3 separate regions of the Homo sapiens genome follow, and all the other regions are linked to region 1. The links are chromatin loops, found by intact Hi-C in ENCODE. Cell type or tissue: PC-9. All regions are shown on one strand.

Evidence for each region. A loop is a pair of places that touch in the nucleus more often than their neighbours do. Peaks named below come from ENCODE experiments on the same cell type or tissue, not always from the same donor. Only the 100,000 strongest peaks of a DNase experiment are listed, where the experiment ranks them.
Region 2: a loop joins it to region 1, with 8 times the contacts of the local background. A loop is called at or near these places in 26 of 110 quality-filtered maps.
Region 3: it touches region 1 in a loop (6-fold over the local background); 27 of 110 quality-filtered maps call a loop at or near these places.

Annotation. Positions count from the first base shown.
Region 1 is chr7:129,468,908-129,476,907 of GRCh38, reverse strand. It overlaps STRIP2 (striatin interacting protein 2), which reads right to left. Exons shown (of 21, transcript NM_020704.3): 18 at 6,193-6,259. Among named protein-coding and RNA genes, the nearest start is that of SMKR1, 30 kb to the left of the region's middle. RefSeq lists an enhancer at 6,530-7,069. In PC-9, a CTCF peak has its summit at 4,399 (motif pointing right); DNase peaks (open chromatin) are centred at 4,367 and 5,227; H3K27ac peaks cover 2,742 bases.
Region 2 is chr7:129,338,344-129,346,343 of GRCh38, reverse strand. The region is part of intron 1 of AHCYL2 (adenosylhomocysteinase like 2); the gene reads right to left. LOC105375500 (a long non-coding RNA gene) reads right to left here and starts at 5,567. Exons shown (of 2, transcript XR_927962.3): 1 at 1-5,567. RefSeq lists an enhancer at 6,039-6,603. In PC-9, CTCF peaks have their summits at 2,896 and 3,102 (motif pointing left); a DNase peak (open chromatin) is centred at 3,063.
Region 3 is chr7:129,632,261-129,640,260 of GRCh38, reverse strand. All of the region lies in intron 1 of NRF1 (nuclear respiratory factor 1), which reads right to left. Among named protein-coding and RNA genes, the nearest start is that of NRF1, 25 kb to the right of the region's middle. In PC-9, CTCF peaks have their summits at 4,321 and 4,523 (motif pointing right); a DNase peak (open chromatin) is centred at 4,530; H3K27ac peaks cover 536 bases.

The sequences.
Region 1 (8,000 bases):
GTCTCGTTCACTCAGTGCTCAATGTTGCCCAGGCTGGAGTGCAGTGGCGTGATCTCGGCTAGCTACAACCTCCACCTCCCAGCCGCCTGCCTTGGCCTCCCAAAGTGCCGAGATTGCAGCCTCTGCCCGGCCGCCACCCCGTCTGGGAAGTGAAGAGCGTCTCTGCCCGGCTGCCCATCGTCTGGGATGCAAGGAGCCCCTCTGCCCGGCTGCCCAGTCTGGGAAGTGAGGAGTGCCTCTTCCCGGCCGCCATCCAGTCTAGGAAGTGAGGAGCGTCTCTGCCCGGCCGCCCATCGTGAGATGTGGGGAGCACCTCTGCCCCTCCGCCCCGTCTGGGATGTGAGGAGTGCCTCTGCCCGGCCGCGACCCTGTCTGGGAGCTGAGGAGCGTCTCTGCCTGGCCGCCCCATCTGAGAAGTGAGGAGCCCCTCCGCCCGGCAGCCGCCCCATCTGAGAAGTGAGGAGCCCCTCCGCCCGGCAGCCGCCCCGTCTGAGAAGTGAGGAGCCCCTCCGCCCGGCAGCCGCCCCGTCTGAGAAGTGAGGAGCCCCTCCGCCCGGCAGCCGCCCCGTCTGAGAAGTGAGGAGCCCCTCCGCCCGGCAGCCGCCGCATCTGGGAAGTGAGGAGCGTCTCTGCCCGGCAGCCGCCCCGCCCGGGAGGGAGGTGGGGGGCAGCCCCCGCCCGGCCAGCCGCCCCGTCCGGGAGGGAGGTGGGGGGCAGCCCCCGCCCGGCCAGCCGCCCCGTCCGGGAGGAGGGGGGCACCTCTGCCTGGCCACCCCTTCTGGGAAGTGGGGAGCCCCTCTGCCCGGCCGCCACCCCCTCTGGGAGGTGTACCCAACAGCTCATTGGGAGCGGGCCATGACGACGATGGCGGTTTTGTCCAATAGAGAGGGGGGAAATGTGGGGAAAAGATGGGGAAATCAGATTGTTGCTGTGTCTGTGTAGAAAGAGGCGGGCATGGGAGACTCCATTTCGTTCTGTACTAGGAGAAATTCTTCTGCCTTGGGATGCTGTTGATCTATGACCTTGCCCCCAACCCGGTGCTCTCTGAAACATGTGCTGTGTCCACTCAGGGTTAAATGGATTAAGGGCGGTGCAAGATGTGCTTTGTTAAACAGATGCTTGAAGGCAGCATGCTCGTTAAGAGTCATCACCACTCCCTAATCTCAAGTACCCAGGGACACAAACACTGCGGTAGGCCGCAGGGTCCTCTGCCTAGGAAAACCAGAGACCTTTGTTCACTTGTTTATCTGCTGAACTTCCCTCCACTATTGTCCTATGACCCTGCCAAATCCCCCTATGCGAGAAACACCCAAGAATGATCAATAAAAAAAAATAAAAAGAAAAAAAAAAAAAAGAAAAAAAAAGAGTCATCACCACTCCCTAATCTCAAGTACCCAGGGATACAAACACTGCGGAAGGCCCCAGGGTCCTCTGCCTAGAAAACCAGAGACCTTTGTTCACTTGTTTGTCTGCTGACCTTCCCTCCACTGTTGTCCTGTGACCCTGCCAAATCCCCCTCTGCGAGAAACACCCAAGAATGATCAATAAAAAAAATAAATAAAAAATAAAAAAATAAAAAGATATCAATATAATACATATAAAATATTTAATATTTTCCATCCCCCAAAGCATTTCCTTGCACAGCCTACATTTCATACCACTGCTCTCAACAACCATTCAGATGCTAAGCATTGCAAAATACATACTGAGCCCACATCCACTGCCTTCTCCAGCAACCTCCTTTCAAAGACCACACTTAACTTCCACATAATCATACGTTCACCATCCTTCATTTAAGTTTGGAATTTTATTTCAATTTTTTCCTAGTTTAGTGGATTGAATATGAATACCGACATTTGGAGATACACAAATTTTTAAACTTCCTGTACCAGGTGGGAGGGGAAACTACTTAGTATATTGGTGAAGATGGCCTATCTAAGAGCTAATTAGTTTGACAAAATGGGAATACTTCAGAAATTAATATGCCATTAGCTCACCTTTATTTCATGTTCATCATGCTGTTTAGAGTTTCATATAAAGTTGAAATGAATTCAGTTCAAATTCAGAAAACTGAAAAAATATAAATCAAGACTACCTCAGCCCAGCGGTGGCTCAGGCCTATAATCCCAGCACTTTGGGAGGCTGAGGCAGGTGGATCATTTGTGGTCAGGAGTTCAAGACCAGCCTGGCCAACATGGTGAAACTCTGCTTCCACTAAAAAGTACAAAAATTAGCTGGGCAGTAATGGCACACACCTGTAATCCCAGCTACTTGGGAGGTTGAGGCAGGAGAATCGCTTGAACCTGGGAGGTGGAGGCTGCAGTGAGCAGAGATTGCGCCACTGCACTCCAGTCTGGGCGACTGTCTCAAAAAAAAAGACTACTTCAGCCCAATAATTCCACTTCTAGGAATCTAAAGGAAATAATCAAAGATTCATGTGCAGCTGGGCATTGTGGCTCACACCTGTAATCCCAGCACTTTGAGAGGCCAAGGCAGGAGGATCACTAAGCCCAAGAATTTGAGACCAGTCTGGACAAAATAGGGAGATTCTGTCTCTAGGGAGATTTTATCTCTAAAAAAATTTTTTTTTAATTTAAAAATTAGCCAAGCATAGTGGCATGTGCCTGTAGTCCTAGCTACTTGGGTGGCTGAGGTGGAAGGATCATTTGACCCTGGGAGGTCAAGACTGCAGTGAGCTGTGATCACACCACTGCACTCAAGCCTGAGCAACTTCGAGACCCTGTCTCAAAAAAAAAAAATAAAAGATTTGCATGCAAGGATGTTTGTTTTGGAGTTACACAAGGAAAACATAAATAAATGTCAACAGCACAGAATCCTTTTTGAAACTAAATAGTGGAATATTATGTGTAACTATTAAAAATTATGTCCTGGGCTGCGTGCAGTGGCTCACGCCTGTAATCCCAACACTTTGGGAGGCTGAGGTGGGCGGATCACCAGGTCAGGAAATTGAGACCATCCTGGCTAACACAGTACAACACTGTCTCTACTAAAAATACAAAAAATTAGCCAGGCGTGGTGGCATGTGCCTGTAATCCCAGCTACTCGGAAGGCTGAGGCAGAAGAATCGCTTGAACCCGGGAGGCAGAGGTTGCAGTGAGCCAAGATGGCGCCACTGCACTCCAGCCTGGCCGACAGAGCGAGACTCCATCTCAAAAAAAATAAATAAATAAAAATAAAAAATAAATAAAAAATTTAAAGAAATTAAAATTATGTCCTCAGCTGGGCATGGTGGCTGACACCTGTAATCCCAGCAATTTGGGAGGCCAAGGAGGGCAGATTGCTTGAGCCCAGGAGTTCAAGATCAGCTTGGGCAACACAAAGACCCCGTCTCTACAAAAAATACAAAAATTAGCCTGGCATGGTAGCATGTCTGTGGTCCCACCTACACCCAGCTACTTGGGAAGGTGGGAGGATCACTTCAGCCCAGGAGCTTGAGGCTGCGATGGGCCGTGCTTCAGGCCGAGTGCACTGCACTCCAGCCTGGGTGACAAAGCAAGACCCTGTCTTCAAAAAAGAAAGAAAAAAATTGTCCTCTAGAATGTTTAATAAAATGATATTGTGAACATTTAAATTTTGCTGTCAAATGAAATATCTATGTATAAAGTCTTAGTTTTGTTAATGTGTTTATATATGAGTGAATATATATATAATTGCAGCAAAATATTAACAGTGGCTATATGTAGGTGGCATAAGAGTATTTTTCTTCCTCATACTTTTCTGTTTCTCCAGTTTTCTGCAATACGTATATTTATTTTAATATCAGGAAAAAAACTTCAAAAGTTACTTAAAGAAAATCCTATAGCCATTCGTTGTGGCTCATGCCTATAATCCCAGCACTTTGGGAGGCTGAGGCAGGTGGATCATCTGAGACCAGGAGTTCGAGACCAGCCTGGCCAACATGATGAAAGCCTGTCTCTACTAAAAATACAAAAATTAGCTGGGCATGGTGGCACGTGCCTGTAGTCCCCGCTACTCAGAAGGCTGAGGCAGGAAAATCACTTGGACTCACGAGGCAGAGGTTTCAGTGAGCTGAGATCACACCACTGCATTCCAGCCTGGGTGACAGCACAAGACTCTGTCTCAAAAAAAAAAAAAAAAAAAAAAAAAAAAGGAAAAGAAAAGAAAATTCTATATATTCAAATAGCCAGTACATTTTCTGTGCTTGCAATTTGTTAAGCCTGAAAAAAACAGATATATCTTACTCATATGAACATTAGTGTTTTTCTGAGCACAGAAGTCACCAGTTTAGATAAACCATACTGAGGACCTATGTGGAATAGACTCACTAGTTATTGCAGCCCATGACTGGGCTCATTCAAAATTCAAGCAAAACAAAAAGTCTGTGGTTACTAAATGAAACCACCAGGTGCCACTATTGCTTCACACAAAGTAGTAAAATACTTAGCATGACTATTTTTCAGGAAGAATAAATACATGCTTTCACTCTGAATAATATTAAAATCTTCTTAGAAAACATAATAAATTATTATGTTCACTTCATTTCAGTAATTTTATGCACATATCCCAAAGGTCAATTGGGAGAGATGTGAAAGTGTGGTTCCTATCAATTCCTATATATGAACCAATGGGGTTGGAACTGAAAATAAAAAACACATTATAGGAAGAAATAAATTCAGGCCATAAAAGTTGACTTTATCTTCTGAAATGCCCTACTAATAGCAGAATTTTAATGCTACTGTGTACCACTGTTTCTGTGGAAAATGTATTCTTCATTCCAACTCTGAATGGCAGGGGATACATGTCTCTCTACCCTGACTTCCACTTTCAACTGGTAGCTATTTAACTTCTCCATCTATAAAATAGTAATACTAACCTCATAGAGTTGTTTTAACGATTTAATAGCTACATCTCTGTAGTGTGGGTAAAAAAAATTTTTTTTAATAAAAAACTTGAAAAAAGACTGAATAGCATCATAAATAACATAGAGAGGGTTAGACAATTTATTACTTCTCTGTAGGAATAAAAAGCTTCCAACTTCTTTGGCTGCTGAGGCCACATCTAAATAAGACCAGGGAATCTCTCTATCCCAGTGGTAAAAAAGGGTGCTAGGTTGGTGTCTCAGGACATGGGTCTTTTGACTCATGTCTGATTCAGGCTCTGTCACCTATGAGGAGTAAACCATGACAAGTCACTTCATTCACTGGGCCTTCAGGTTTCTCATCTTTGAAATAAGGGGGTTGGATCAAATGGCTCTTAAGTCCCCTCCAGCCAAGAATCCCATGGTTCTATAAAACCTGTACCACAGAGATTGTCATTCTATTTTTGCATAATATACTTTTCTGACTCAACATTTTGCAGGAATTACAATTGGAGGACAAAGGGTTGTAGTAACCATTGGTGCATGCCATGATTCAATCATTTGACATTTATTGAGCTCTTCAATGTACCAGACAAAGTGCTAGACTCTAAGGATATAAAAATGATTATACTACCTCTTCATTCAAGGATTCTACAGTCAAATTAAGAAACAGACACAAATGCATAATTACAATGCAACAGGCTGGAGGTATGGATTGTGGCTTATCTAAGGAGCTATGGCAATACATGATGAGGTAGATACCTCATCTTCAGTATGGCTGTTGTTCAGTCAGTTTCATGGAATTAAGAATAACCGTGAGTGACTTTTCTGATTTGCCTAGAGCTGTTTTCAAGATGAGAAACTTTCTGGGCTATCCTTTTGTGGCTATATAGACTTTTGCCTCCGAGAGACTTAGACAAAGTATTTTCTCAAGTACACATTGCTTGCTAGGTTTTATTACCTATATGAAAATAAGAAGTGAACTCCCTGTAGCACAGCAGAAAGAAGACAGATAATTATTTGTGCTAGACCAGAAGAGATTGTCCTGCATTTAGCATAGATATTCACGCTCAATTTCGGTCCCATTATGTTTCTAAATTCCTTTTCCTCCTTAGTGTTTTTCACTGGCTGTTTCCTCTTCTCTGAAAAATGCTACGCTAAACTTTTCCAAATCTTTCTCAACTGGGTCAGCAACTCTAAACCCCTGCTGCATCTCTGCTCTTGCCAATATACCTTCATTGATCTGAGACTCTCAAACCAGGGCATTAAGGGGTTGGAGAAGAAATGAAAGAGCAAATGCCAACCTGTGCTACCTAGCAATTTCAAAGGCTACCAAATCCCCATCTGCTTACCAGACTTTCAGTAGTAAGCTCCGGCAAATCCTGGATGGTACAGCAAGGATAATCCAGGACTGAGATGCTGTAAGATGCAGAGATAAGGACAGGCTTTAGGTAAATGGCAACAGCAGGAATTGGCTGTATCTGGAAAGGGCAGGAGTTATTTCTCTCCAGCAGCCCCTATCCATTTCCCAAATTGCTTAGTGACCTCAGCTGAAATGAGGGCTCTGGTGCCAGGCAACTCTAGCTCCAGTCTCCTTTCCTGTCATGAGAGGAACCAATGAGTTCTTTGAGGCTGGCACCCATCTGGTAGATGCAAAAGAAAGCAGAAAGAGAGCCTCTTTTCTTAGCACTCCTTGCTTCTTTAAAGGAACATGTAAACTTGAGTGCATTTGTGTTTCTGCATTTAACTGTATGTGTGAATATAACTGCTCCCACAGACACTGCCCAAACCCATCCCACTGGATAACAATCTGAGGATGGGAGGATGAAATGATCCTCCTGTGTCTCTCACCAGATCTTTCTGAAAGCTGGGAGCTCTGGGGAATGATTACAGAAGCCACTCCTAAAGGAAGCTTGAGACAGGGGCAGTTTCCTATAGAAAGGCTAATCTAGTAACTCAAGAATGGTAATAGCTGACAGTGGGGGACTGCAAGCTACAGCTCTGTAGTGAGCCCAGGGAAGCAGGCATGAGTTAGGAGGGGAAATAAGGCATTGCATTATGACAAGGACATAGTTACAAAATAAATGACAGCTGTCTCTTTCCTCTTCTCCCTTCTTCACTGACACAATACAGAATCTGGACTAGCTAATCTCTAATGCCCCTTCTGGTTCTGATGTTCCATGAGGTTTTGAACACCAACCTATCTGAACTAGTGCAGCTGGAAATGGATAAAGGATGTTGGCAAAGCAGTGGCTTTGACGACGACAAGTTCACACTGCTATAATGAACCTGTCTCTACATTTTAAAAGTCAAAACTTCTATACAAGTAAAAGGCAACAATTTATTTGGCCAGAAATGTTTACCTTTGTCCAAGATAACCTGGGGGACCAGGGTAGGAGAGGAGAAGGGTCAGCTTGGGAGAGGGCAGTGTCAAACTACCTGTAATGTTGTTCATCATCTTGATTCACTCTATTGGATTTTCCCAGGGTTGCCAGTTCTGTACTGCTCCATTAGGATGAACATTCTTGGCTGGCTCATCCACCTATCCACCCACCTCCCACTGACAAAGCCCTATGGCAAAGTAGTTGCCGGCGACCAGGAAATGGGGGTGGGAAATCAAAGATAGATTTGTTCCATTCTCTTAGTGAATTGAAATCTAGCCTAAGGGGGCATAAAATTAATTTACAAGTATCTAGAACATCTAGATTGTTAAGAGCCATGAGAAAATTCTGCAATAATGAGCTGTGATCTCCAAGTTCTCAGAGATCATTCAAAAGTAAAACTTACAGATGGTGCATAAGAGGATCATCTTGTTCAGGCCAACCTTAGCAAAAGGTGTAGTCTGTTGCTACCACTCTTCCAACTCCAAACTGAACCAAATGGACATCTATTGAATTGTCTGTACCTCCCATTCTAGGTCCATGGGTGCAGAAGGAACATTCAATTTCTGTATACCACTCCCCTAGCCACAGTTGATCTAGGAGTGAACCTCTAACCCAGGGAATCTGGAATAGGGATTGAAGAGTCAATTCAGTCTCTGAGGTGGGGCATGTTTAGCTCATATAGACGTATTTCACTATGCGGCCTGAGAAGCAAACAATGCAGACTGATAAATTTGTCAGTGAGAGAGGAAACTGGAGTGGAAATACAGAGGCCTGGT
Region 2 (8,000 bases), 130 kb after region 1:
CATTCTTTTGATACCACTGTTTTTAACAGTTGAAAAAACTGAGGCTCTGAGAAGTTTAACTACTCAAGGCACATAGTAGGAAACAGCAAAGACAGGACTTTAACTCTGCTCTTACCATCATTCCATGTTGTATTTCCTAGGATTTATTTGAAAAAGGAGACACAATACTGAAGGAAAAGGAACAAAACCAAATACCAACCACCACCACAACCACTCTGGTTGTAGAAAAAGGAAATTACACACCCTTACCTTCTCTTATCCCACAAATCCTCTCTGATAATCTTTTCTGTTACCATGTTTCAGTTATCATCTATATGCTGATAACTGCTAAATCTCTACTTAGACAGCCCAGATCTCTCAGATCTATATACTTAATTGCTCATTGGACATCTCCACTTATACATCCCACAGGTTCCTCAAACACAGCCTGTCCAAAACTGAACTCATCATCTTACCCCCCCAAACCTGCTCTTCCTCCTCTAGGATTACCTATGTCAATAATTGAGCCTCTATTTCGGAAACCTGGAAGTCACTCTGAGATCACTTCATCCTATCCTACCACTTCATTTGCAGAAATGGCCCCAGTATATAATTCTGTGTTCTCCAGCCAATGATCCTATCATTGTCTTCCTATTCATGAACTCTTTCCCAGTTTCATTTTCCTTCTTTTCTAGCCTAGATTTCCTGTCCATCTTGATAATGTGACTCTAGAAACACCTTCACTCAGTCATCAACGGTCTAGACTAAAGCAAGCCAACCACAACAACACCTTCACTCTCTTCATTATTTTTGCCAGGCAAAACCTAAATTCTGATGACATATACTAATTAATTCCATGTTTGGGCCCAAGCAGTTACATGTTGCAAGAGAAAAACCATGTGTGACTAAGCTGACAGGTTTCATATTAAAATCACCTTCCTAAACATCTAATGAGCATCGATAGTTCTTCAGTCATCTTACAAAGTTTCTTTAGTAGGCACATACTCCCCTATCCTCTCCCAAAAAGAATACTGTATGTTTGTCCCCTCAACTTCTTCACCTTCAGGTGGCAGACTTACTTTATATATAAAAAAGAAAATAAATGTAAGAAAACAGAAAAATGTCTGATGTAAACTCTCTCCCTTTCCAATCACCAGGCAAACCTCATATGCACAGCTTCCTTCTTACCCTCTCCCACTGAAGGCAGAATTTTTCTTTTCTTTTTTCTGTGGCCCAGGCTGGAGTGCAGTGGCATGATCTCGGCTCACTGTAACCTCTGCCTCCTGGGTTCAAGTGATTTTCCTGCCTCAACCTCCCGAGTAGCTGGGATTACAGGCACCTGTCACCATGCCTGGCTAATTTTCGTATTTTTAGTAGAGATGGGGTTTCACCATGTTAGCCAGGATAGTCTCGAACTCCTGACCTCAGGTGATCCACCCGCCTCGGCCTCCCAAAGTGCTGGGATTACAGGTGTGAGCCACCATGCCCAGCTGAAGGAAGGATTTCTATTTGAGCTACAGTCTGTTCCCTGTCAAGTTAGTAAGAACTCTTTTTTTTCCTCCCCGCTTCCTGCCCCTTTTAAGGACTCTTTCCGCATGACCTGGTAGCTTATTTAGCTCTCCCACCACTCACTCCTTTGTTCACTATACTCCATCAACAGTCTTCTTTTCCAACTTAGGGCCTTTATACATACTGCCACCTGCTTTGTTTCCTTCATAACACTTATAATTTTTGGTTACTTCAGTTTATTTTCTCTTTTGTTGCTGACTCATCTCACTACTATCACAACCCGAGGCAACCACTGATCTGTTCTGTTACTATAGATAGATTTGCCTTTTATGGAACGTCATACAAATCATATGGAATCATAAAATACTCTTTTATATCTAGCTTCTTTCATTTAATGTTTTTGAGATTCATCCATACTGTTATATGAGTAGTTCATTCTTTTTTACTGCTGAATAGCACATTACATGGGTGTACCATACTTTATTTATCCATTCATTTATTGATGGACATGTGGTGTTGTTTCCACTTTGGGGCCATTATGAATCAAACTGTCATGGACACTTGTGTATAGGTCTTCATGTGAACAATGGGCTTCATTTTCTTGGGTAAATGCATAGGTAAGGGTGAAATTGCTGGGTCACCTGGTAAGAATATATTAAATTTATAATAAACTGTTTCACACCAGCAATGCATGATCATTACAACTGTCCCACACCCTCATCAGTAGTAGCTATTGTCACTCTTTTTAATTTTAGCCATTCTAGCAGGTGTGCAGTATCTCACTGTGGTTTTAATTTGCACTTCTCTCGTGGTGTTGAGTATCTTATATGCTTATTAGCATTCATATAGTATGTACTGTGCTATGTCTGTTCAAATCATTCCTCCATTTAAGAAACTAGATTATCTTATTACTGAGTTTTAGATTCCTTTATATGAATTCTAAATACCAGTCATTTTTCTGTATATGTATTGTGAATATTTTCTCCCAGTCTGTGCTTGCCTTTTTATTTACTTACCTGTGTCTTTTGAATAGAAGTTTCTAATTTTGGAGAACTCTATCAAAACATTTTCTTTTAGAGTATTTTTTGTGTGCAAAGAAAGTTTTGCCTACCCCAAGGTCATGAAGATTTTCTCCTTTGTTTTTTTCTATAGTCTATGATCCATTTTGAGTTAACTTCTATACTTGGAATGAGATCAGAAACAAAGTTCACTTTGCCCCCAAACAGTATTTAGTTGTTCCAGCACCATTTGTTGGAAAGAAAAATTTTTCCCCACAGAATTATCTTGGCTTCTTTTTCAAAATCCAGTTCATTCTATAGGTAGAGGTCTATTTCTGGAACTTCCCATTGCTCTAAGCTCCCCCTCTCCCTTTCTTCTTAAGTATTAAGCACAAAATAGTCTTCGAAGTCATAATTGATAGCAGGGAAGGTGCCTTAATTGTCCATATATCGCTAACAAAGTGACATCAGCATGACAATTTAATTCCTATTATAATGCAGGACAAATAAGAAAACATATGAAAATTAATGCTAAGTTCATCATAAACAGACCACTAAAAACAAACAATATCCTAGTGCCCTCTAGTGGGAGGAAACTGTACGGATATGCCAAGCAAGAAAGATGAGCTTTTAATAAACACTACTCACAGGAATATTGAATACCAAGAAATGTGACTAATATTTCCATGCCTTCTCCTCATGCTTTTTAAGACAAAAAATTTTAAATAAAAAAGGAAAATGTTTTGCTATTTTAAGCAACTTTAATCCAATGTGAATGCAATGAAATAGAAAATTGGATAGACAAACAAAACAGGTATTTGGAATTTATATCCCCATAGTATACTTCCCTATATAAAGGAAATGGGGCCAGAGGCCAAAGGAAAAGAGAAAAGATTTCACATAATTAAAAGATGTAAATGAAATTGTTTCAAGATACATAGTATAAATACATTATCAAGATATGTATGTTAATATATACTTGTAACACATAACGTGTAATATTATATACATATATGCCAAATTTTTCTAGAATGAAGCACAAGATGATGTCAACAATGACTGCCTGTGGTGAACAGAGGTGAGTAGGGAGAAAGGAAAGATTTACATATCCCTTATTTTAAACATGTAAAATAAATGCTCTTACTTTAAAATAAGGTCTACCACTTTGAAACAGTCTAATGGTAATTTTATATGCTTATACATGAACTCCCAAAATAGGTGGCAAGTGAATAATACTGCGTTTAGAACAGTGTGTTTCAACAGTTGATTATAATTAACCCTTGTTAAGTCCCTCAAGGTACAAAGCTACATAGCCGCATTCTCTAACACACAGAAGGGAGATTACTACAAGTTCCCTCATCTTTTAATTGGAAGTTCTTGGTATATTCACCTACCTTTTGCTTCTTTATTCCTATTTTAAAGGAAAGGGTCTCTCTCTTCATTATTGTCTCCTTCAAACTACCTCCCTACCCATATATTTTTAAAATCTATTATTCTGGTCACTTAGGATCAAAACTGAGTCATGACTCTTACTCTCCTTCCACAAATGTTCTTTGTTTCTTCTGGATATTACCTTTGAGTTAATGGGGAGGAGGAGTCTAAGAAGACTTGGGTTTCTGGTGCTCTCCTACCAGCTGATAGGGTGAATGATGATACCAACAAGTAACAGGAATACTTCAACACTGGTGTCCCTTCCCAACTCCACCCCTGTACTTTTGCATATAATTTCCTCAGTTTAAAATGCCTGCTCTGTCTCCTTCTTATTAAACTCTTTCTATTTACTTTCTGTTCTCCTTCCCTTCTCTTAATGCCAAAGTACATGCTGGTTCCCACATAAAGCTTTACCTTTATAACCCTGGAGATAAACCATTCTTCTGAGTGGTTTAATGGTTGTAATTACTGCCTGTACCACTTAACAGACTTGTAGTCCATGCTCCTTTACACTGATATTCTTCTCTTTAAGCACTTGCTATTTTTTCCCAAGTGTTGGTAAATTCTCAAGATCGTGGACAGATTACACAGTTTGTTTTATTTCTACTATCTTGCCACAAATAGGTTTCATATGATAACCATGAGTGTGTTATTCCCACCCTCGAAATTCACAGGCATTCGACAAGAAAGCTTTGGGGACAATAGTCACTTTTACTGCTATCAATGACTTACACATACTCAGTCCTCCATTCCATCTTCATCTGCCTCCCACCTCCATCACCACCCTGCCAGCCACTGCCGCCGCCAGATCTCTTCATTCCTATACTTTCCCTTTCTTTCTCTGGTAAGTGGTACCAAAGAATTATATGCTATGCTTTTAGTTAATTCTAACGAAGGGGTTCAGAGTATGCTACCCTGGCATAAGAACTATTTCACACTGAAGGCAGTTGAGAAAAAGCAGACACAGAAGTTCTCAGCCTCCCTCCCCACATCCACCTTTCCTCTACCCTTGTGAAAGTGTCCCCCAACCACTTCCCTTACCAGGAAGGAGATAAAAAGCCTCATCACTGGAGAAAGGATGGCACTGAGAGTCAACACAAACAAACCTTGCTAACTAGCCTTTATCTACCTAGTTTCTCCATATATTTGTGTTCCCACACTTGCTACCCCTAGAAGCTCAATGTCCTTTTCCTTTGTCTTGTCACTTCTCTAAAAAATTTCTATTCTTTGCTAAGATGCTATGTAACCCCAAGTTCTAACTACCTCTTTGAGTTACTCATCACTGAGCTCTCCTTATGTATGTGCCATGCATAAACTTTGAAGAAAAGAAAAGAAAAACTTTGTTTTTCTCTTGTTAATTTGTCTTTTGTCAGTATAATTTGCAGCCCCAGCCAACTTTTGATCAAACCAGCATAACCTTGATTCCAAAACCAGACAAGGGCAGTACAACAAAGGAAAATTATATACTGATTTCAATCATGGACACAGATATATATACAAAATATGAGCTCATGAACAAAATAGCAAACTAACACAGCAATGTAAAAAAAGCATGATCATATAAGCTTATCCAAAGTATTCAAGAGTGATTAAACATTTAAAATACTACTTTGTAGAATTACCACCATAATGGATTAAAGGAGAAAATATCATATGATCTCAATAGATATAGAAAAAGCATTTGATAAAATTCAACAATTCATAATTTTTAAAAAACTCAAATGGGTAAAAGCAGTTCTTAGAAATTAAAAATAATGGAATTTAAAATTTCAACAGAAGAATTGGAAGAGGAAGTTAAAAACAATTTTATAAACAGTAGATAAAACGACAAAGGGGAGAAATTTTTTTTTTTTTTTTTTGAGACGGAGTCTCGCTCTGTCTCCCAGGCTGGAGTGCAGTGGCGCGATCTCGGCTCACTGCAAGTTCCGCCTCCCGAGTTCACGCCATTCTCCTGCCTCAGCCTCCGGAGTAGCTGGGACTATAGGCAACTGCCACCACGCCCGGCTAATTTTTTTGTATTTTTAGTAGAGACGGGGTTTCACCGTGTTAGCCAGGATGGTCTCGATGTCCTGACCTCGTGATCCGCCCGTCTTGGCCTCCCAAAGAGCTGGGATTACAGGCGTGAGCCACCGCGCCCGGCCTGAAAAACTATTTTTTTTAAACTGGCAGATCAGGACAGAAAGTCATAAAGAACAGAGGAAAAGGGGCCAGGCGCGGTGGCTCATGCCTGTAATCCCAGCAGTTTGGGAGGCCAAGGCGGGCGGATCACAAGGTCAGGAGATCGAGACCATCCTGGCTAACACGGTGAAACCCTGCCTCTACTAAAAAAAAATACAAAAAATAAGCCAAGCGTGGCGGAGTGCGCCTGTAGTCCCAGCTGCTAGGGAGGCTGAGGCAGAAGAATGGCGTGAACCCGGGAGGCGGAGCTTGCAGTGAGCCGAGATCACGTCACTGCACTCCAGCCTGGGCGACGGAGCGAGACTCCGTCTCAAAAAAAAAAAAAAAAAAAAGAGCAGAGGAAAAGGAAAAAGAGAGCAACAAGAGCAAAACTGGATAACAGTGTACTCCTTCAAAATTCTAAAAGAAAATCAATTAGTGGCCAGGCGAGGTGGCTCATGCCTGTAGTCCCACACTTTGGGAGGCTGAGGTGGGAAAATCACTTGAAGCCAGGATTTTGAGACCAGCTTGGGCAACAAAGCAAGACCTTATCTCTAAAAAAAAAAAATAATTAGCAAGGCATGGCAGAATGCACCTGTAATCCTAGCTACCAGAGAGGCTGAAGTGGGAGGATTGCTTGAGCCCAGTAGTTTGAGGCTGCGATGAGCCAGCCTGGGCAACAGTGAGAGATCCTGTCTCTAAAAATGAAAAGAAAAATGGCAAAAAATAGTCCCCAGAATGGTGTGAATTTTAATGGCTGCATTAAAGGCATGGAAACATAGATGGATACATAACTACTGAAAAATATAACAAAGATAGTTACCAGTCTTCTTCTATCACAAACACTGCAGTAACTTATATCTTTGTATATACTTTTCATATATGTTTGGTATATCAATAGGGTACATTTCTAAAAAGTGAAATAATTTGGTCAAAGACTACATACATTTTTAGGTTTGAGAGATATTAACTCTCAAACTGCCCTCCAAATTGACTGCACCAAGATTGCACTTCCACCATGAACGTATGAGTGTCTGTTTTTCTACACCTAGAACTGGTTCTTTAAAACAAACAAATAAGCAAACATAAGAGACAAGAACCTAAATGGCTAATGTGAAGTTAGAACCGAGGGAGAAGTTGAAGAATCAATGTGGCAACATCACTGAAATATAATAAGGGCACTGAGAATTAGATAACAAATCAATACCAACTTAGGAAACAGGATGCCTTTCCAAATAAAAGGAAAGGAGCAAGTTGAAAGTCTTAATAGCTTCTATTTTTCCATTAAAGTAGGAAGTGAGATCCGAACACAAAGGATGTGCAGAAATTTGAAAGAGACCCATCACTTAAAATAATCGTAAAGTGGACAGGGCCTATATGTGACACAAACTACATAAGACACTATTAAGAAATTAAGCTCTATTAAACTACATTAAAATCAAAAGACAAATGACAAATTGGGGGAAATATTCACAATTCATATTACAAAGGACCTTTTTCTTCAATATACAAAAAGCTCCAACAAATTGATTTTTTAAAAGACCAACAATCCAACAGGCAAGTACGCAGAGCATGTCACCAGTTTACATAGAAAGAGAAATAAATACAAATGGCCTTAAAGAGAAATGTAAATTGAAACTTCAATGACATACCACCTTTCATCCATCAGAACAGGAAAGATCCGAAAGTCTGATAACACAGTGCTAATGAAGTTGCAGGAAACAGCTACTCACATCCACTGCAGGTGAGAATATAAACTGGTTTCTATTCTCCATGAAAAGCCATTTAGTAATATCTATCAAAATTTATAAGGTAGGCCAGGCACAGCAGGTCACTCCTGTAATCCTAGTTCTTTGGGAGGCCAAGGCAGGAGGATCACTTGAGGCCAGGAGTTTGACACATGCCTGGGAAACAGCAAGACCTCCA
Region 3 (8,000 bases), 160 kb before region 1:
ACAGGCATGAACCACAGCACCCAGCCGTGAATTTGTATTATAAAACGGTATGTGTGTTGAATTGATTTTTCAAATTGTACCTGCAGCCACCCATCCTGGTCCCTCTAATACATCTCCTGCTCCCTCAACCCTCAACCCCACCATCACTGCCTTAGATAATATACAATAGCTACTTTGAGAGTTGATTCCCACAAACTGAGAGGTCTGACAGCATGATTCTCAGCCACAGGAATAAATGCAGTTTATAAAGTTGCCAAAGCAGTCTTGTGAAGCTACAGTATTCTGTGAGCGCCAGAGTGTTCAACTGACTTTATGTTCTTCTTCACCTATATTAAATTGTTTAGCTAACTATCCATTCCCATTTTCAGTAGATGGAAAGAGAAAAATATTACTTTTTTTAAAAAAGGGGGGGCGGAAGAGCGCAGTGGCTCACGCCTGTAATCCCAGCACTTTGGGAGGCTGAGGCAGGCGGATCACCTGAGGCCAGGAGTTCGAGACCAGCCTGGCCAGCATGGTGAAACCCTGTTTCTACTAAAGACACAAAAATTAGCTGGGTGTGGTGGCATGCACCTATAATCCCAGCTACTCGGGAGGCTGAGGCAGGAGAATGGCTTGAACCCAGGAGGTGGAGGTTGCAGTGAGCCCTGAGATCATGCCACTGCACTGCAGCCTGGGCGACAGAGCAAGACTCCATCTCGCAAAAAAAAAAAAAAAAGGGTTGTGGGGACAAGGGGCTGACTTTTTAAGGAAAATGGAGAGTTGGGCACACCATTTCTATGTTTGTATTAAACCAATTTATAAAAATTATTTTAAGTTGAATTTTAAAAGGTATGAAAATCTGTACAAATTATTATTTATATAAATTTAGGAACAAGGAAACAACAAAATGTAAAACTGGAACCACGCCAATTACTGGAAATCAAGTATATATGGAAGAGTCAAGATCAAATAACCAAAATCCCCATAAATTGTCAGGAGTTTGAGAGCAGCCTGGCCAAAATAGTGAAACCCCATCTCTACTAAAAACACAATAATTAGCCAGGCATGGTGGCGCACGCCTATAATCCCAGCTACTCGGGAGGCTGAGAAGGGAGGATCAGTAAAGCCATGGAGGTCGAGGCTGCAGTAAGCAGAGACTGTGTCACTGCACTGCAGCCTGGGGGACAGAGTGAGAACCTGTCCCAAAAAAAATTCCCATATTTACTTTGTGAGTTAATTCATTGAGATAAACTGTATCTTGAATTACTTAGAAAATTAAAGATGCCATATAATCAAAATTAGAGGCACAGTAGTAAGAAGGAAAAAAAATCAAATTAGAATCCTACACAAGGATGTTAAAGTAAAAAAGCATATTATATTTCAAGACTAAAGCAAAATTTAGAAAGTAATTGAACATAAAATTAAAATGCCTTTACCTAAAACTAGGCATAACATCTCCATTTTAGAATTTAAGTCTATAAAAGATATCACTAAACTCACAGAAGGAGGGGAGAAATGCTACCTAAGTTCCTAAAGAAATCAAAACTACCTAAATAACATTTACACTATATTTCCTGTTTAAAAAAACCAATCACCAAAATTTTTCCATGACTACTACCAATGTTGCCATTTACAAGAAGTATAGGCTAGAGAAGAGAATAATTATCCCATAAGAATAAAAAATATTTTTCTCAATACCACTTTCTCAGTGTAATCTTTGATAAAATTCTCAAAAACAGAAGGGGAAAAGAGGCCATCAAATGTAATTTACCATACCCACATTTATCAGCAGCTACTCGGTCCTGGCCACAATGGATGTCCTGCAGCTGGCTGTCAAACCACCAAAAGCTGCTCATCATCCACCTTCCTAGTCTCTTAGAACTAAGCTCACTTGGGTCAAAACAAGTCAACCGTCTTTCTCGCCAGCAGTAATATGCTGGAATAAAGTGTCAAGTATAATTCTGGCTGCCAAGATTTTGTTCTGAAGAACAGACTTGTAACTATGAAAGGGGACATTAAATTAGAGCTATTGTCTGAAAGAAAAGGGCAATCTGTATCTGTAGCTTGACTGGGATAACACAGGTCTTGATCTGTAGTCAAACCAGAGGAAAAGGAAGCAACCAGAAAAAAACACCACATATCACAACCCCCAAAAAGAGTGAACTATTGAAAAAAAAAAAACTGTGCCAGTAGCAATGTACAAAAAAAACTAGAGTCTACTTTAGAATAGACTCCATGTGCTGTGCAACAAGGAATATTAACTCTTGGTACAGAGAAATATCACAGAAGCCTTAAAGCAGAGGTGTCCAATCTTCTGGCTTCCCCAGGCCACGTTGGAAGAATTGTCTTGGGCCACACATAAAATACACTAACACTAACGATAGCTGATGAGCTTAGAAAAAAAAAAACAAAAAATAAAATCACAAAAAAATCTCATAATGTTTTAAGAAAGTTTATGAATTTGTGTTGGGCTACATTCAAAGGCATCCTGGGCCGCATGCAGCTTGTGGGCTGCGGGTTGGATAAGCTTGTCTTAAAGGATGAAATAGATTTATGTGTATTGACACACAAAAAAATCCATAAAATGATGGAAATTGAAAACAACAGGTTATAAAATCTGCTAGAATGAGTGTGGTCTCATTTTTTTAAGTGTAAATAAATATGGTTGTGGACAAACAAAATAATTTCAAAAGATATACTAAAACTATTAAGAATACTTTTTATCTATGCAAAATAGAATTATGGATTATAAAAACTTTATTTCTGCTTTATAGATTTATTTCTCCCTTCAAAATAATAAGACTGTGATTACTTTTATAACCATTGTTATGTCCAGGTTTGAGAAAGAAAAGACAAACAGCATAAGCTCTTCTTCTTTTTACCAAATGAAATACCAGAGGCCTCCAAACTCATGAAATCAGGGACACATACAGACTTTCCAAGCTGCCCAGTGTCCTCTGGGAGCCATTTTCTTCCTTGCTTTTTTGCAGGGGTTTCCAATGAATCTTCTTCTTCTTTTTTTTTTTTTTCAGCAGAGCCTTTTCTTTAAGCAGAATCCTGTACAGAACCTCAAAATGTAAGGTAACAGTGGAATTTCTTCTATTGAAGGGTATGGGAATGCAGAGAGTTAAAGCCATTCATCCTCCTCACCACTCAGAACTCCAGAGCACAAGTGGAAACATGGTGATTAATCCAAGTATTTCACTGTACAGTTGGGAAACTGAGGACCAAGGATTACTCTCCTGTTAAGCCCTGTCTTATTGACTGGTCTGTGGGTCATTTTACTTACTAGGCATTATAGACACAGTAACTGGGGCCTGCAAGCTTTTCAAATACATACTGAAAGTTTAAGAGAAACTGAAAACACACAAATTGGCTCCAATAACTGTCAAAAAGACAAAGAAACATAATGGTTCTTGAAGTTCAATATGATTCAAGCACTCCAAACACCCTGGCAGCTTTGCAAATGAATACGTTTTTCTATTGTCTAAGGTTTATGTTTAGCCATACGTATCTATCGAAGCAACACAAACTAGAATCAGCTATTGAGAAAAGACAAGTGGAAGAAAAGCAGCAGCAGAGGGATAGTTTTCGAAACTGAAAAGAGACAGAAAAGATACATTGATCAAATTCCCCAAACACCCCAATGGCTTAGTGAGCATAATCTAACAAGATAAATGTTCACAGGCATAAACATATCATTCTAAACTTTGTTCTAAAAAAACCCATTGAAAAGCCAGGTGCAGTGGCTGACGCCTGTAATCCCAGCACTTTGGGAGGCCAAGGTAGGCAGATCACCTGAGGTCAGCAGTTTGAGGTCAGGAGTTTGAGACCAGCCTGGCCAACATGGTGAGACCCCATCTCTACTAAAAATACAAAAATTAGTCGGGTGTGGGGCACACACCTGTAATCCCAGCTATTTGAGAGGCTGAGACACAAGAATCGCTTGAACCCAGGAGATGGAGGTTGCAGTGAGCCGAGATCACACCACTGTACTCCAGCCTGGGCAACACAGTGAGACTCTGTTTTGAAAAAAAAGGAAAAAAACCCACAATCCATTGAACAAAAACAGGATGATGGAGACTTGTGTCATCATCACAGAGAAAGTAAAAAGATTCAGAAACACTGGCTCACAGTAAATTTAGTCTGGAAAAAAAAGTATCACATGACAAGCAACATATGCACAATGTGAACAAAGACCACTCCTGTACTTAGCCCTGGGCACTCCACTTTTAAAGATACGAGAAAAAGCCCGTTACATTTCACTGGGACTATGAAAATGCTTAATTAATGAATAGTTAGAAAAATAAGAGGTGTTTAAATCTAAAGAAGGACTTTAGGAATCTCTCTCATAAAATATTAAAAGACCATTATGAGGAAGAGGAATTAGATTAAGTCTGTGACCCTAATAAAAAAAAAAGGTAGGAAATTATGGCAAAATTCTGGTCAACAGATCATTTTTCTAACGGGGTGTATAGACAGAGTGGCTGGAAGCAGTGAGTTCTCCCATCACTAGATGTCCTCTTGCAAAACCTAGACAACCACTTGGGGGCACTGGAGACGTGGGCCTTGCATGCATCCTGACTTAAACGAGCAGGCAGAAAGAAAGGTAACAAAAAAAGATTCCACCCCAGGAGAGTCTGAACCCTGCGGTCCAAAAGTGTTTATTAGGAAGACTGTCTTAGGTCATTTGGATACATACCCCAGATAAGATTGGATACAGTCCTTGCCCTTCTCCTGGGAGAACAGAATCTATTGATATTCTGCTGCAGCTGGGGGTATGTACAAATGCACATACAAACAGAATTATACAAACAGTATGAAGCTAGCCTTAAGCAAAGGCTCGGTCCTCTTTAAAGAACTGTAACACTCCCAAAGGTGGTGTGCTTAAAAAACAAACAAACAAACAAAAACTGTAACAGTAGAAGCTGAAAAGCTCTCCCAGAGAAAGGTAGGAAAAAAACCAAAACTCTTCTGCTATCATAGTCTTAAAACATTTTATACAGTTGCCCTATAATTAACAAATTACAAAGGAAAGCAAGTTTTATTAACGTATTGTTTCCCTTTTCCCATCTCTGAAGATTATATTCTATATAGTCAAATTAATGCTCCAACAATACCTTACTTAATGCTACAATCTCAACCATCCCCAACCGCCTAGAGACCCTGAGAAAGGACTTGGACTTGTTTTATTTTGCCTTTTAAATTTATACACTATTCCAACAAATGCAGTCCTCTGATTTCTGAGGACAAAGCAGAACTGGTAAAGCAAGATAAAGAGAGTAAAAACACATGGAAAAGGAAAAAAATAGATAAAGAAAAGAGAAAGCAAACAAGAACAAGCGAAGTACAACCAGCTGGTATTATTTATGTAGGGACAACCAGCCCCACAGACCTCAATTACTTGTAATCCTATCACAGGGCAAGCAGTCCATCAATATACCTGAGTAAGGTGTTTTTGAAAAACACACGAGCAACCTGAAAATATATACATCAGCCACTTTGGAAGCCTGTTTGGCAATTTCTTACAAAACTAAACATAGTCTTACCATAGGATCCAACAACTGCACTCCTTGGTATTTACTCAAATATGCTGAAACTTATGTCCACACAAAAACCAGCACACAAATAAATATTCACAGCAGTTTTATTCACAATTGCTAAAACTTGAACACAACCAAGATGTTACTCAGTATGTGAATGATAAACAACTTGTGGTACATCCATACAGTGAAATATTATTCAGCATTAAAAAGAAATGAGTTATCAAGCCATGAAAAGTTATCAAGCCATTAAATACATATTGCTTAGTGACAGAAGCCAATCTGAAAAGGCTACATTTGTATGATTCCAACCATAGGACATTTTTGGAAAAGGCAAAACTATGGAGACAGTAAAAAAAAATAGTTGTCAGGGGTTAGAGAAAGGAGGGAAGACAGGAGCACCAGGAGACTTCTGGATTAGTGAAACCATTCTGAATGATTATATATTTGTCAAAATCCACAGACTGCACAAACACACAGAATGAACTTGAATGTAAACTATGGACTTCTGTTAATATTGGTTCATCAACTGTAACAAATCTACCACACAACAGCAAGATATTAATAAAGGAAATGGGTAGGAGAGAATATGGTAACTCTCCATACTCTCCACTCAATTTTTCTGTAAAGCTAAAACTGCTCTAAAAAATAAAGTGTGTGTGTGTGTGTGTGTGTGTATATATATATATATATATCTTTTTTTTTTTTTAAATACAGATGTAAAAAAACAATATTCCCTTAAAAAATCACGGTCAAAGTGGGGTACAGGGATTTTCAGGCATGGTCAGGAGCTCCACCAATCTAAATCACCACAGCCTGCCGTTATATAATGCTGAATACTTTCACAGATTTATAGTTTATATATTATAAATTTGTTACACATATAGTTTATATATATTTATTCTTAAAGTACAGTTTTATATATATATACACATACACACACACACACATCACTTATAGTTAATAAGTATGGTTATCTAGTGCTGAATACATCTGAACATAAAGGGTGAGCAGTGGTGGGAAAAGACTGAGAAGTCAGGAGGGTTGGTCAGCTGCATCCACTGAAGATTCCATGTTGCTGGTGGAAGTCTCCCCCTCCTGCCACTGGTGAGAAAAATGGCTCAGACTGTTGCTTCTTCACTTTAAAAAGTTTGGTGGAGCTCTTGTTTGCCAACAGTAGCCTATGGTGGCACTTGTCTTAAATTGTGTATCATGCTTTTCCTGCTCCCTCCCTGCAGTGGCATAGCATGTTAATAAAGATCTAACTAAAAAGTGCACAAGGGTTCAAAGGCACCTAGAACAAAAGAAGTCACAACACAGTTCAGTAATCAGTGCTTTCCACAGTGACATCAAGTTGCCAAGAAAAGATAAAATTATAAGCACACCACAGTATTCTGGCTTAATGAGCACAGAAATACTTGTAGGCTTTTTATTTTCCTTTTTCCCATAAAAAATGGTTAAAACCAAAACAGTATTTAACGTTTAAAAAGATAAGCATCACCTATCTGGAAAATTTGTTTACTAGAAAAATCTCATATAAATTTAAAAGCATGTTCAGTAATACAGCCTCTTTCCAGATGCCACTTCTATGGTGTTTGCATATTAAGAAATAGACTATCAATATCTGGTATAGGTAGTAAATTTACCAAGTATGTCTGATATATAATGCTCATTCATTTTCTTTCCCCCTTTTCAACTAAGAATCAATTAAAATGGGATTACAGGCTTTATGTAGCTGTTTTGCAATTTTATGTAATCCTTAAAACTGGGTCCCTTTTATATTAAAGGGTACCAAAAAATACATACATAAGTGGGAAGACAAGAAGCAAAGGAAAAAACCAAAATATTGACTGTAGTATCTCTGGATAGCTGGGCTACAAATTTTTATCATCTTCATACTTCCCTTTATTTTTAAAATTCCCTACAAAAAACATGTATTACTTTCACACTCCATTATATCAAATATCTACAGCATTTAAAGTGAGTAAACTATAACTACATGTACCAATAAAGTTTAACCTCTTATACAAAGCTTAAAAACATATAAAACAATATTACACTTTTTAGTTTTCCCTGCAATCCAAACATTGTTTTTTTTTTCAGTGGATACATATATATATACAGAAAAAGTTTGTAAAAATGCAGGGAGAGAATAAATATCAAATTGAGAATAATGGTCACAGCTGGGAAGGGAGAGGACTAGGATGGGGAAGGGGTGCCCAATAAGCTTCAACAATAACTGTGATTTTTATTACTTTAGGTAGTAGGTATATGGAATTTATTATATTGTTCTATATCCTTTTTTATGCCTAAAGTATTTCAAAAATTGTTTAAAGTGGCAACTACTGTAGTCATACTAAAAACAGTAGGACTTAACCCTAATCTCTTCAAACTACTTAAATGGGGTTATAGTACTGAGTAAATCAGAGATAAATGTATCTATTATAATAAGAAAATTCTTTTAAGAGACAGGGTCTC